3 separate regions of the Homo sapiens genome follow, and all the other regions are linked to region 3. Evidence: chromatin contacts called from ENCODE Hi-C or POLR2A ChIA-PET data. All regions are on one chromosome and are shown on one strand. Each heading gives the region's core, a stretch centred on a gene start or an enhancer-like site at or near the end of the contact. The rest is flanking DNA. Distances are from core to core; before and after follow the strand shown.

Evidence for each region. Hi-C counts contacts between places; a loop is a spot of excess contacts on that map. ChIA-PET counts read pairs that join two places held with the same protein, here RNA polymerase II (POLR2A). Pooled maps may share reads with other maps.
Region 1: a loop to region 3 is called in a map of PC-3, with 8 times the contacts of the local background. The contact joins two enhancer-like sites. A Hi-C loop is called at or near these places in 8 of 168 maps with a recorded cell type or tissue (B cell, OCI-LY7, PC-3 and 5 more), 2 of 37 single-sample maps with no recorded cell type and 11 of 50 pooled maps. POLR2A ChIA-PET finds 5 or more read pairs at or near these places in 1 of 52 experiments (K562).
Region 2: a loop to region 3 is called in a pooled map, with 2.2 times the contacts of the local background. The contact joins two enhancer-like sites. A Hi-C loop is called at or near these places in 1 of 168 maps with a recorded cell type or tissue (Calu3) and 2 of 50 pooled maps. POLR2A ChIA-PET finds 5 or more read pairs at or near these places in 2 of 52 experiments (activated B cell and activated T-cell).

Annotation. Positions count from the first base shown.
Region 1 is chr6:157,665,753-157,670,357 of GRCh38, forward strand. The region is part of intron 8 of ZDHHC14 (zDHHC palmitoyltransferase 14); the gene reads left to right. Among named protein-coding and RNA genes, the nearest start is that of MIR3692, 140 kb to the left of the region's middle. RefSeq lists enhancers at 3,615-4,222, 4,223-4,605. Within about 2 kb of position 1,884, at least 2 of the 41 ENCODE cell types and tissues checked have a DNase peak (open chromatin) inside an H3K27ac peak, as active enhancers do.
Region 2 is chr6:157,484,516-157,488,912 of GRCh38, forward strand. The region is part of intron 1 of ZDHHC14 (zDHHC palmitoyltransferase 14); the gene reads left to right. Among named protein-coding and RNA genes, the nearest start is that of MIR3692, 42 kb to the right of the region's middle. Within about 2 kb of position 2,301, at least 3 of the 41 ENCODE cell types and tissues checked have a DNase peak (open chromatin) inside an H3K27ac peak, as active enhancers do.
Region 3 is chr6:157,595,798-157,600,490 of GRCh38, forward strand. The region is part of intron 3 of ZDHHC14 (zDHHC palmitoyltransferase 14); the gene reads left to right. Among named protein-coding and RNA genes, the nearest start is that of MIR3692, 69 kb to the left of the region's middle. Within about 2 kb of position 1,979, at least 12 of the 41 ENCODE cell types and tissues checked have a DNase peak (open chromatin) inside an H3K27ac peak, as active enhancers do.

The DNA.
Region 1 (4,605 bases), core at 634-3,133, 70 kb after region 3:
AGTGTATCCTCTCTCACAAGTGGGGGATGGGGGTGGTTATTCAGTGCCTATGAAATTTTCTCTCTACTATAAATTCTCAAGGAAGAAAATGTTAGGGAAGCAACAATGTGACATCTAAAGCAATAATGTGATGGGTGTGACCACAGGTGTCTCTTGCCATCTGAACTCCTATGAAATTTCAAGGACCCATACTGGAAGTATGTGCAGATAACCCAGAGCCAGCTGAGGACCACATTTTCATTATTGCTGCTTCCCTCATTATTGGCTTTTATTATGAGCTAACATTGAAGTTCTATCTAGAACAATGTATATGCATGACATACTCACGACATCCAGTTATGATCCACTTTTTAGTGTACACACTTCATTTGATTGTCAAATAATTTAACTTTTGTATAGCATTGGTGTCATCATTTATGCTTATATCTGGCACTTGTTGCTACAAAGGTCCTTTGGGATCGCATGCTAAATGCAAAGATAGTAACATGGTACATAATTGCTACAATTTTGTTTTTAGAAAATCATTTACTGTATTTACTTAACCTAACATTTTAAATACCCCAATCCAGTATCAAAACAAGATTAAACCAGCAGTTGCATGATTTATTAAGCTAGTATTGCAGAAGAACTCTCCATGTAATCTGAAAAATCAAATGTAGTAGGAAAAAAAATAACTTAGGCAAACGTAAATGATAATGTTAAATAAAAGAATACAAAAAAGCTCTCCTTCCAACCTGCACCTGCATTTTAGGTGGACTTTAGAAGACTGTGGTGTTTCTGTAACTGTTAATAAGCATTCATAAGACCCCAGAACAGAGCTTCACAGCCAAGCAGAAATACATGATGCGTAACTCTAATGCTTTTGACAGAATTGGAGCAAAAGAAATAAATAATTTCACTCATTCTTAATTTGTACACAGACCATCTAGAAAGCTCCTAGTTTTGCTTTTAGTAGCATCTGTACACTCGGTTTTTTCAGACAAGACGTCAGCTAGGGTAAAATAAAATGTATTCCTACATGAGCAATTTTATTTGAGAATCTGCAGAAACAGGAATGATCTCTATGGCATTTTTAAATTGTAACATTAAGTGCTAATGTGTATGACTTCCAGACATCTGAAGCCATAAACTTCTTTGCAAGTTACATGCCGACACTTCATTTGGGCAGTAAATCAGCTGTCACAGTGACTTACTGCAATGACAGCAAAAGCTCCAGCACTCCAGACAGTGGGATTTTTATGCTGCCAGCAGAAAGGTCTTTTCATAGACACTCTTACAAGAAATCAAAATTCTATTCTATTAGTATCCAGCATTCGGCCAATTTTTGACCTTAAAAATTGGTAATGTCATATGATTCAACCTAATATTTGATACATATGAACTTTTAAAAGGTTGTTTTGGAATAAAAACATGAGTATCTCAGTTTTCTGTTCAGAGTAGATGGACTATCACTGTCAGATATCTAAGTGGTCAGCTGTTTTTCCTTAGGATTATATAACTGGTTAGATCAATTCAAACATAACCAACGGCTTCTTGGTGTTAGCCGGGATGTATGCACAGCCACCAAATTGTAAGAGAGAAAAAGCGAGCGGTGATGTCTCCCTCTACTGGTGGAAGGTAAAAGGGTCCTCAAATGAAAAGCCAGGAAGGCTGGGTAGCGGAGGGAAAAGGGTTCAAAGTAAAAAAGAGAGAGGTAGAAAGGAAGAAACAAAGAAGAAAAAGAGAAGACGGAAAAAGGAGAAGTGGGAGAGAAATCAATGGGGAAGAAGGATAGAGGGGAAGAGAGTTGGTGAGTCCAGAGAGCAAGAAAGTTAAGTAGAAAAGTCAACAAGAAATGGGCAAATAAGAATTAGAAGCAAAGGTTTAAAAAAAAAAAAAGGGAAGTGTAAGAATATTTGTCATGGCCATCTCCACAGTAACCCTGAAAATACTGGCCATTTTCCCCCATGACTTTCTCAAATGAGAATCACAGCCATGAAGGTTTATGAACCCATCGCCCTTGGAATTCTGGCAGAGTGGAAAATTAGGAAAAGCTCTTTTAAAAAAATCAGGTATCCCTGAGTCATTTGATATCTAAGTTTTTTCTAAGAAGCATATGTTCAAAACAGGCGACGTTTTGAGAGCGTTTAATGAGAATTGTAAATTCCAGTCAGTAGAGTCATTGCACTACCCTTGGTTGGAATCTGACAAAACTCTGCTCTGTCCACGCCAGTGCTCTCTTCTGAGCCAACAGGAGATTTAGATGGGTGACACCCTGCAGAACAGAGCCTGGTCCCCGTGTGCCCCAACTGAGATTTGCCTTCTAAATGGAAATCAGTTTGAATGTGGCAAAGTGTTTTCAAAGCTGTGAACTACACGCAGGACTTAGATACTTAGGTGCCTGATGCCAGTGCCCCTGCCCCCTGCTGTCATCCCAGCAGGAAAGCTGGGGAGGGCACAGAGAGTAGGTTCATTATTACTACAAAAGCAGTCCCTCTATCAGGGGAAACACCCATAGCTAGACTTAGATAGACAGTCATCTTTTAAGATGTTTAAACAAATCTGTGTAGAAGAGGTGCTTATCATCAGATAAGTCAGGGTTCCAAAGAGTCATTTGGAAAACATTTCTGAGTGACTTCTATATAGATTTTTTAAATTAAATGGCTTACGGGCTAGGCACGGTGGCTCAGACCTGTAATCCCAGCACTTTGGGAGGCCGAGGAAGGCAGATCACTTGAGGTCAGGAGTTTGAGACCAGCCTGGCCAACACAGTAAAACCCCCATCTCCACTAAAAAAAAAAAAAAAAAAAATACAAAAATTAGCCAGGCATGGTGGTGCGTGCCTGTAGTCCCAGCTACTCAGGAGGCTGAGGTAGGAGAATTGTTTGAACCCAGGAGGCAGAGGCTGCAGTGAGCCAAGATCGTGCCACTGCACTCCAGCCTGGGTGACAGAGTGAGACTCCATCTCAAAAAAAACAAAACAAAACAAAAATTAAATGGCTTAGGCTAAACTTCTTCTTTCACAAATATTATTTCACACCTTCTTCAAGTCCTTAAGCTTCACCCTTGACAAACTCAAGAGCATTTCCAACAAGGTCCTGGCCAGTGAGGCCCACACAGTGTTTGCTACAGTTCTTAACAAGTCGTAGGTACAGCATGGCAAAGCACCAGTAGGTATGTGCTGGAGTGGGCCAGGTTTGGAGTGGTCTGAACCATGCCATGGGAGACCTCCTTTAAGAAAAAACAAACAATATGCAGAGAACGAGGCCTTGGAAAGAGGCTGTGTAAGTAAAGGAGCCTGAAGCATCATTAGCTTCCCAGTAAAGCCACCTCTAGGGCTGTTATCTTTAAGTTAGCAAAGGGATGTTTGCAAATGGAAGTCTCCGAAGGTGCACCCAACTCTGCATCAACCCCAACAGGGAACACAGTCTCTCAGGAGCTTAACCGACCACTGCCGACAGCCACCTTATCCGAGAAGGTTCTCGTGGGTGTGCAGGAGCTCTTTGCAGGCTTAGGTGGCAGAGAGGTGATCAGGGGAGAGGAAAAGGGCCAGCAGCTGATGGAGTAGTGCAAAGTAGAAGAATGCACAAGAGAGGGGTGGTGGGGGGGGAAGACAGAGAGTGGAGGAGAGCCCACCTCTCCCCAGAGAGGAAAGTTGAAAGAAACAGAGGGTTGAGGCGAGCCCACCTCTTCCCACAGGGAAGGTGAAAGAGACAGAGAGGGTTGGAAGGAGAGGAGCCCGCCTCTGCCCTCAGGCTCCTACTGTGTGACCTTGACTGTCTCCTCCAGCTCCACCCTCGAACATATTTTTCTGTGAGTCTGTGAGAGTCAGTCAGAAGTACTTGGGCTGAACCCTAAAACAGAATTTGCCAATTAGTCTTCAGTAGAGAAGGCTTTCTTCAGGTCAACAGAGACAAGCAAATCTAATTTGCCATTTCCTTGTTCCTTAGAGCCAGGGGGTATTGTGTGGACAGAAAGCATTAGGATGAGTGAGGGCTCCAGAGGGGAAGCTTGAAAACAAGATGCCTTGGTCCAGCAAGGGCGCTGGCTTGCCAGCTGAGCTCTCTGAAGCGGCAGCTCCGCCCTGGGCTCATTCCCAGGCCCGGCCTGCTGGAGGCTGTGCGGAGTTACAGGAAATGGGAGTGCCGCTGCGGCTCAGCTGCCTCTGTCAGTAAGAATACGAAACGGTGATGTTCATAAAACATTCTTTGCAAAGCACAGTCCGTCCAAACCCTGGTATAGTTTCCAGAAGACGAATGTTTAATCAATGAGGCTGCTCTGCCTCTGCCTCTGCCCTGTCAAGACTGAGCCCATGTCCTGAGCAGAGCTGACAGCATGGGAGAGCGCCCGCAGCCTACACAGGCCACAGCTGTCTGCAGCCTGCTCAGTAGCCCCCACCGGAAGGGACCTGCACCCTGAGCTGAAATTCCCTGCAAGAGCAGAGAAAGCTACTCTGTTGCCCACCTGACAGCTTGGAGAAGCACCGCCGTGGCACAAATGATTGTGGTGATGAGTGGAAAGGATTGTTAACGCTTCACAGTCAGCCCCTTCCAAGTACTTTTTATTTATTTATTTATTTAGAGACAAGGTCTTGCTCTGTCGCCCAGGCTGGAGTACAGTGGCGTG
Region 2 (4,397 bases), core at 1,051-3,550, 110 kb before region 3:
TACGTACCCCTGAACCTTAAATAAAAGTTAAAAGAAAAAAAAATTCTTCATTTTTATTAGAAAATTTTCTAGGGGAAAAAAAACCAGTTTTTCCTCTAATATTTTACAAAGAAATAATCCTTTCGGGCAATCAAAAATTTTTCCAGCATTTACACTGCAATTACCATGGGCGATTTTTGTGATTTACAGTAAGGTAATAAATGGTAAGTTTTTCTTAAAAAAATAAAAATAAAAATAAGGCACCCAAGGGATCTGGGGTGCAAACACAATTGAAGAAAACCATGACCAGAAGCCCTCCCTTTGAAAACTGCCTACTAAATTACAATTCCGGATAGTGAAGCTGATAGAAGTGAGAAGATTTGGTTTATTTAAAAATAATAGCGACCAGCCTGGCCAACATGGTGAAACCCCATCTCTACTAAAAATACAAAAATTAGCCGGATGTGATGGCACGTGCCTATAGTCCAGCTACTCGGGAGGCTGAGGCAGGAGAAGCGCTTGAACCTGGGAGGCAGAGGTTGACATGAGACGAGATCGCGCCACCGCACTCCAGCCTGGGCAACAGAGCAAGACTCTGTCTCAAAAAACCAATAAAAATAAATAAAATAAAATAAAATTAGGTAGATGTTGGAATTATAGACTCTTGGACCTAGACATGAACCTGAGGCCCTGAGCCTGATCACTCGTGAACTTGTACAACAGCATTGGGAGGTTTGGGCCTGGGGGTGCCTGTGGTGCCCTGTACTGCAGCAGGGACTGAGCTTCGTGCACATGGGAGGCTTCATCCTCTGCACACACCCGGGATCCACCCCTGGGAGGCAGTTTTGTTGGAGGAAAGGTCTCCACGAGGAAGTATAGGAGCAAGACAGTTTGGAATGTGATTTCTCTCATCCTGCTGGTATCTTTCTTTGTATGTAAAAATTTCCTTTCTGAGTCTTAGCCCAAACGTGATTTCTTTAGATTTTTCCCATGTGTTTATGTGGTTAGATTTTTGTTTTCATTTTTCTTCTGGCTTTATGGTTTTTCTCCCTGTCCCACTTTTCCCACATTGATTTTGCATTTCTGGCAGAGATGGGCAGAGCCCCAGTGACTGACTCTTAAAAGGCTAAATCTTTTTAAAAATTATATAATTTAAAACCTACCCTTGTATCTCCCCTATTTCTGATTTTTTTTTTTTTTTGAAGGGAAAAAAATCTATAAAGAATGCTTCTAAGGCCGGGTGCAGTGGCTCATGTCTGTAATCCCAGCACTTCGGGAGGCCAAGGCGGGTGGATCACTTGAGGTCAGGAATTCAACACCAGCCTGGCCAACATGGTGAAACTCCGTCTCCACTAAAAATACAAAAATATTAGCTGGGTGTGGTAGCACGTGCCTGTAATCCCAGCTACTCGGGAGGCTGAGGCTGGAGAATTGCTTGAACCCAGGAAGTGGAGGTTGCAGTGAGCCGAGATCAGGCCACTGCACTCCACCCTGGGTGACAGAGTGAAACTCGGTGCCCCCTCAAAAGAAAGAATGTTTCTAAAGCTGGTATCCTTGTTTTTTTCCATTTTGCACTTAGGCAATGAGGTGACTGTGTTAGTTCTATTCCGTGGTGTTTATCATTCCATGCTATTAGTTCAGTGAGTTGCCCTGGGCCTCTGTATGACAGTCTCTAGGTGTGTTCTTGGTGACTGCTAAGAGAAACAAGGCTCTCCCATATGTAAGGGAGTCGGCCTGCTGGTATATCCAATCGCGTCACTACACCGGTACCTGTGAACTTGGCCGTATGGTAGACACTCAGCCATGGCTTCAGTATTTCAATTCCGTTAAACTTGCCAAGCACAGCATCTCCTACCTGTATTATCTTGGGCAGTCGACAAATTTCTGGCTGACACCTCTTCACATAAAATGAAGCAATGGATAAGACAAATGTGAATATTCTTTCTAGCTATGAAATTCTAAAATTCGAATTCTCACTTCTGTGTGTATGTTTTTAATTGTCCAAGTTAGATCTTGAATCATTTATATAGATATTTCCATTCTCACTTCCATGAGCACATATTGAGCACCTACCAAGTGCTAGGGCTGGGGGTCCAGAGATAGGAGATGCTGAGACAGGGAGAGAGAGAATCAGAACAGACCTGTGAACAGGGTGGCAGAGGAAGCCTGACGATGCTGCAGGAGCTCACAGGGAGCCCGAGGGAAGAGCCCTTCCCAGAGGAGGTCGTGCTGGAAGGGAAGTGTCAAAGAGAAATATGATTTAACCAGGCAGAGAAGGAAGGCAGGGCAGGCGTGGCAAGGATGGGTGAGACCCAGAGAACAGGATGTGTAAAGGGAAGAAAACAGAAGGAAGTGTGGTGAGCTGAGAACTGGGCCTCATATGAGGTGAGGAGACGCAGGAGGATGCAGGAGGTGGGCTGGGGAGGCACCTATGGCAGTGGCTGCTGTTGCCTGCAGGCCTGAGCCCAGCTACAGCATTGGTAGGTGTTAGCAGCACTTTTGCAAGTGAAGATGCTGAAACATAGAAAGATTCAGCAACTACTGGACACATAAGTAATAATTAAAAGAGCAAACTTTGAACTTGGGTCTTTGTGACACCAAACCTTAAGCTCTTCCTCTCTGTCTCCCCACGCTGTCCCTAAGGCTGGGGGATGTAGAAGAACCCCTTTGACCCCGGCCCTGGCCACCTTGCCGGGAGTGTGAGTATCATCCTGGAGGACATGGGGCTGATCTCAGAAGGATTTCAGGCAGGAGGGAGATGCAGTTGGGTAGAGAGGTTGAAGGGAAAATGAGACCAGGTGCAGGTCAGCTGATCCATTCTGCTGGGTGACTCAGTTCCAGCGCGGTCCTAGTGAGGGCCTGGGTGGCATTTGGAGTCTCACTGACCTGGTCTTCTGTCTACTATTTCTTTGCAAACCTGTAAGGACTAAAGAAAATCCAAAATAAAGAAAAAAGTGATATCAACTTGTAGTAGTTACTAAACCTTCACTACATGCCCTTGGTGAGCATTATGCCATTTAATCCTCATGACAACCCTCTTAAGTAGAAATGATTAATATCCTTCATGTACAGACGCTGACTGGCCTAAGGCCATACAGTCTGTGCATGGCGGAACTGGGATGAAGCCCCAGGTCAGAGCACTTAACCTCTATGCATACTGCCTTCCAGCAGCACAAGGATTCATGCATGGTTGGAATCAGAGCTTTTCTAAATCTCATGATTGTCGTTGTTATTTTTAGTACTATTATTATTAGGCAGAGGCAAGAGCTAAAGGGAGATGTCAGGACCCAGACTGGCAGCCTCGGCAGCCTCATGACTGGCAGCCAAGGTGTTGTTTTCCTGCTGTGCCCTCTCCCATCCAGGCAGGTCCCCCGGAGCTGCTCTTTCTCCAGCCCCTTCCAGGTCTCAGAGGCTCTCACAGGAGGCCCCCACCCCTCCCCAGCTCCAAGATGCCCTGGACTGGGAGCCATGTGCTGGAGATCATCCCCTCTGCTGCCTGATGGCTGTGGACTCTTTCTCAGGAGTGGTTTCTACTCACATGCAGCCCAGGTGGGACCTGAGAATCCAAGCCATCCCTCCCAGAGAGAAGGCATCCCGTACCCACCACGCAACCCCACCCACATTCCGGGAGGCCTCCCTTCCCAGAGGCAGCACCCACTTCTTTCCAGCCAGACCTTGCCTGGCATTTGGCACCAACTTGCTTCTTAATTGTAGTGGGAGGCGGGTATGAAAGGAAGTTTGGTTTGGAGAAAATGGCTGATCTTCTCTACTCCACTGTGATCAGACTCCAGGCCTGGGAATCTCCTGGCAGGGAGCCCACGGAGCCGGGTTTCTCCCCGACTTGAACTCAATCGAGGATTTCAGGGCATTCTCTTTGGGAGTCCTTGCATCTGAAATCCACTCGCCCTGTGGTCCAAACAACCCTCAATTTGCGTTGCTTCTAGGAGAGGGTGTGTCTGTTTAACAGGCACCATCATCCTATAGGGACAGTCAGAAAATTTAATCTGAAACTCAAGATGTCTGAAGAGCATACCCTTTTTAGGGGTACTTTAGAGCTTAATTTTTAAATCTCAGATGGCCACAAGGCTTCTTTCATTGCAAAGTGTACCTGGCTTTGCAGAGGAGAATTGCATTTTCCTTGTAGCCCTCTTTCCCTCAAGGGTCGCTGGTTCATAAAATGTCCTATCAGTACTCACTACCAGTTTAGTATTTGTCTGTCTTTAGGCAGGTTAGAGCACTGCTGTCTGTAGGGCTGATTGGACCTCACAGACGTGTCTTTAAGAAGAGCATACACGTTTGCATGAATGGGCTTATCTGCCAGGCGCAGGGCACCCCGCCCCCCTTCCCAGGAGTTTGCATTCTGAGCCGCGGTGTGGAGGTGCCTTAGTGTCGCTGGTGTGTCTGCAGCAATCATGCCA
Region 3 (4,693 bases), core at 729-3,228:
GCCAGGAGCCAGGCCTCCACCTTTCTGGTAAATCAAAGTCACGGTGGCCACCCAGTATCCACAACCGAACATGGTGGTGGTCTATGTATGGGAGACCCAGAACAGGAAAGAGAAAGGGAAAGGAGAGGAAGTGGGGAAGTTTGGGGCAGGATCTAGAGGAGGAAGACTGGAACCCAGGAGCACACCGCAAGCCGCGGCCTCTGAGTGGTGCTCAGGGCCAGCTCCGTGGGGGACAGGTGAAGAAGTAGCATATGAGTGATCTAAAATAAAGCTGCCCACAGGGCTCCTCAAAACACCACCCAGTGATTGAAAACTGCATAGCTTCGGTTTTCCGGTTAATTATGGGACACTGGGGCCTTTGGTTGACTGATGAGCAGGACAGTAGTTTGGACATTCTGCATTCAGGAAAATAGAGTGGAAGGCAAATGTCTCCCACTGAGAAGTGTAATTGCAGAGTTGGCCATGATCTTATTTTTAGATGGAAAGTTTTCACTGAAAGAATTCTTTTTGCAGCAAGAGAAGTAGCACAGTGGTATGCTGAAAGCTGAGGTGGGAACTTGTGGCTTCCCTTACCTTGTAACGAGCAGGTTTGAGCTGGTCCTTCCCAAGCACAGTAAATAAATGTCACTTTGCATGGGAGAGGAGAGAGGAAAAATGCAGCTTCCCAGGCCGTTCAGAAGAGCAGTTTTCTTTGTTAAATAAGTTTGAAAGTCATAGGGGCCTTTTTAGTTGAGGACTGAGAAAGAGCTTTCTCTGGTCAAATATAGAGTTAGTTGGCAGGCCCCAGTGGTTGGGGACCTGGCTCTGAGAACACACAGGCCAGGGCTGAATCCTGGTCCTCTCATTGAGTAATACTGGAACCTGGCAAGTTGTCTGAACGCTCCCAGCTGTTACCACATCTGTAAAATGGATGTGATCCTAGTGCTACCCCCTCGGTTTCTTTTGAAGATTAACTGAGATAGTGCCCACCACAGCACCCAGCACAGACAGACCTGCGGCACACTGAGGGGCCAGTAAGCGCGTGGCTCTGGCCATTGATGGTCTCATCAGTGATGGGAATGCCACCATCGGTGCTCCCAAGTAACTGATTACAACAAGAAGCGTCTTCACAAAGTAGTAGGAATCGCCTTGTTTCTCTGTAATCTGGAAGGATTTAGATGATCTGCCGTGATCGACGTGAATGTATTTTCTGTCTCTCTCTGACTTTGTCCCTGCTGCCTGTTTCCGTCTGTCTCTTTCTCTGAATCCTTGACTGTCTCTCTGGTTCTCTGTGAGTCTTGCCATCGCGTTCCTTCTGCACACGTGGAACGCAGCATTTCGGGTTGTTTATTTATCCAGGCGGGCTTTGAGGTTACGGAATATTTTTAAACAACCAACAGCTGGGGCCAGGGAGCCACCTCTTCTCTCTCGGATCCTCATATCCCTCAAATCATTAAAGCGAGAGAAACTGAAGGAGCTGAAGAGGCAAAGCATGGGCCTGTGAGACCCTCTCGGGCTCACTATGTATGTTTTAAAGCCCCAGGTGCATGCTGCCCTCGTTTTTCTGATGGGGTAGGCCCTATGAGGGATGTCTGTCGTTTGGTGGGCCCTAGTCCAGCGTCGGAATTGCCAGCAGCTTTCGCTGGAATGCGTATTTTTAGTACAGCCTAAACCTGTAATAAAAAGGGATTTACATGTACTAGATTTTAATCACATACTGTGGACAAACTAATAAGAAAGTTTGCTAGACAGTAAGATGAAACACTGCCAGCATTTTTGCAAACCGGTTATACAAGAGTCTGCCTAACTCTGGCCAGACCCAGGCAGCTTAGTCTAGAGGTTCAGAGGTGGCCTCTGGAGGCAGCTGCAGCCTGGGTCCCAGCCCTGCTGTCCTGTGTGGGCACTGGGACTGTCTCTGCACCTGAGATGCCACATCTGGAAGGGCTGTGAAGACGAAGGAAGTAGTACATGGAGCCCTCAGGCCATGCCAGCCCCTGGGGGGCACCGAGCAGACCAGCCTCCTCCCACATCCAGGACATGGCCTGGTCCCTTGTTTTCTGTCCTGTCATTTTTGGTGTGGGTGCCACAAAGAACCTCCAGGCGCCCTCTGCAGGGACTCAGTGTCCAGTCGCTTTTATTTCTGGCAGGGCTTTCCCCTGCCTCTTTTAAATCCTTACAGGCTCTCTTTCTCATTCCCTCGCCTCTTTTTGGCTGTGCTCTTCCTCTCCCGGGCACTTGACTGCATCTTACTGCACACTCTGCCTTCTGTCCCACAGTGTCTGCCCCTTGTTGCTCTCACTGCTTCCTCTGTGTGTGAGTCTGAACTCAGACTGCAGATACCTTGTGTGTTGCATACACTCTGCTGTGCGCTGCCCTCAGGAACCCAGCCACTGCTTCACAGTTGTACATTAAGAGTTTGGACATGGCAGAGATTCGGCCCTGCAGCTGCCTTCTGGTGTGGATTAGCACTTGGGAATGCCTTTGTAACTATTTGGGTATGATGAGGGGGCTATTAGTTTCTCATAGGAAAGCAGGTCATTGGAGGGGAGTGGAGGGAGCTGAGATTCGTATCCTTGTTGGAACCAAAACAAACAGGACTTTACTGATTCTCCTGGTTTCCGCTATCTCTTCATTTCACCAACATTGAATAAGCATCTATGTGTTAAGTGCTGTGACAATAACTAAGTATGTGAAAATATGAGCCAGTCCCCAGGGATCATTATTAAGAGCAGACCAAGGAGAACTCAAGGCAGACAGTATTGTATTTATCATATTACACAGGTTAAAGAGTAATTTTATATTGGTTAAGAGTAGAATTAAATTACCAACATTTATGCACCAAATAACATTGCATCAAAATATATAAAGTAAAGGTTGTTAGAAAATGCAAAGGTAATTTGTTACATAATGCTAGTGAGAAATAATAGCATACATCTGTTTTTCATGGCTCAGGTCAACAAACTGTAAGTAGAGTATGCCAGTGTATAAGTATAATAAATGTATGTTGAACTTCGTTTTTACAAAGTGTACTTACCATGTTCAACCATTCATGGAACATTTACAAAAATTAATCATATTAAGCCCAAAACACTTTCCAGCGTTCTAAAGGCAGATATCACACTGAAAATGTCATCTGATGAAACAATAAAACTAGAAATGAATCACAAAGATAGAAATGTACAAACATACCTAATTGTAATGCTTTTAAAAAAAACTTTAAAAAACTTTTATAAATCTTTGTAAAGAAGCTTTTTAAAGAGGCTTTTCATAAATCTTGGGTGACAGAAACTTCAAAACTGCAGTTGTAAAATATTTAGAAAATGGCAGTAAGAACAATGCAAAAGAAAACCATGCCATTCAGAATTCTACATTTTAAACATGAGAAATAGTTAATCTAAGCAGAAGAGGAATGAACCAGAAGACTGTCGGGTTGCCGGTAGAATCAACAAGGAGGCTGGAGAATGAGGCTCAGAAACCAGGAACAGTGGAGGAGGCTGGGCAGCCCCGCACGGCCAGTTGCATCTGCAGCAGGATGTTGCAGGAGGCAAGTACCACAGGTAGGACGTTTGCGGCACCACCACTGAGTTCCCTCTGCTGCAGCTCTCGACGAAACTCTGACTGTCTTCAAAGACCACAACTCCGGATTCAGACACCTGGGTGGGAGCCCTTGGCCTGTTTTGTTTCCACGCCCAAGCAGACAGCCAGGCGAAGGTGGCGACTGCCCCACACTCAGCATCTATAATGAGGATGGGAGGATGGGGCCCTGCCTCCCACCTATTTTGGGGTTCTCCCCAAACAGGAAGTTTACTTTAATGGTGGATGGCCAATGAAATAAAATACTTTAAAAAGTCTAGTACAAAAAATAAACTGAACTTAGAAGCAAATAAATGAACAAAGCATCCATCTCCAGAAGGCAGAAAAAGAGCAGCAAATAAACTTAAGGGAAACCATAAGAAAACAATGACTTAGAAAACAGCAACCAATAGGTTGCCAAATCTAATTCTTTGGAGAACAACCAACCAAGGCATTAACGTCTGGTAAGACAAAGAAATTAACAAAGTGCAAGTAACAGATTCAAATGAAACAAATATAGGTGAGATGGTTTTCTATAATTATTGAGAAATATATTATTTTGCCGTTGTGTTAACTCTATGCCAATTGATTTGAAAAATCTCAGTGAAACATGATTGTATAGGAAAATGGGCCAAGGAGTGAGTAGAAAACTGGAATTGATTACTAGCCATGAAAAACTGAAAAGTTTTATGAAGAACCATGTGAGAAAGGTGCTGGGCCCAGACAGCTTACTTCCTATGTTCTGAGTAGTGTCTGAGAGCTTCGGAAAGGTTGAATGGTTTTTCAGTTCATTTCACCAAAATAGTATAACCCTAACACCAAAACCTTACAAAAATAACATGCAGAATAAAACCCCCACCCTTATTTATAAACATTACAACAAGCCAACGTGAAGACATAGCAAACTTAATCTACCAGTATAATAAAGAATTAGTCATGACATGGAAGGATGTATTCCAGGAATGTGATTTTTTAATGTTAATAAAACTATTAGTATATCAATAGGTCAAAAGATAAAAGGTATATGTGATCATGATAATAGATAATAAAAAGGGATTTGATAAAATGCGACATTTGTTTTGTATTTTTTGTGACAGTCTTGCTCTGTCACCCAGGCTGGAGTGCAGCTCACTGCAACCTC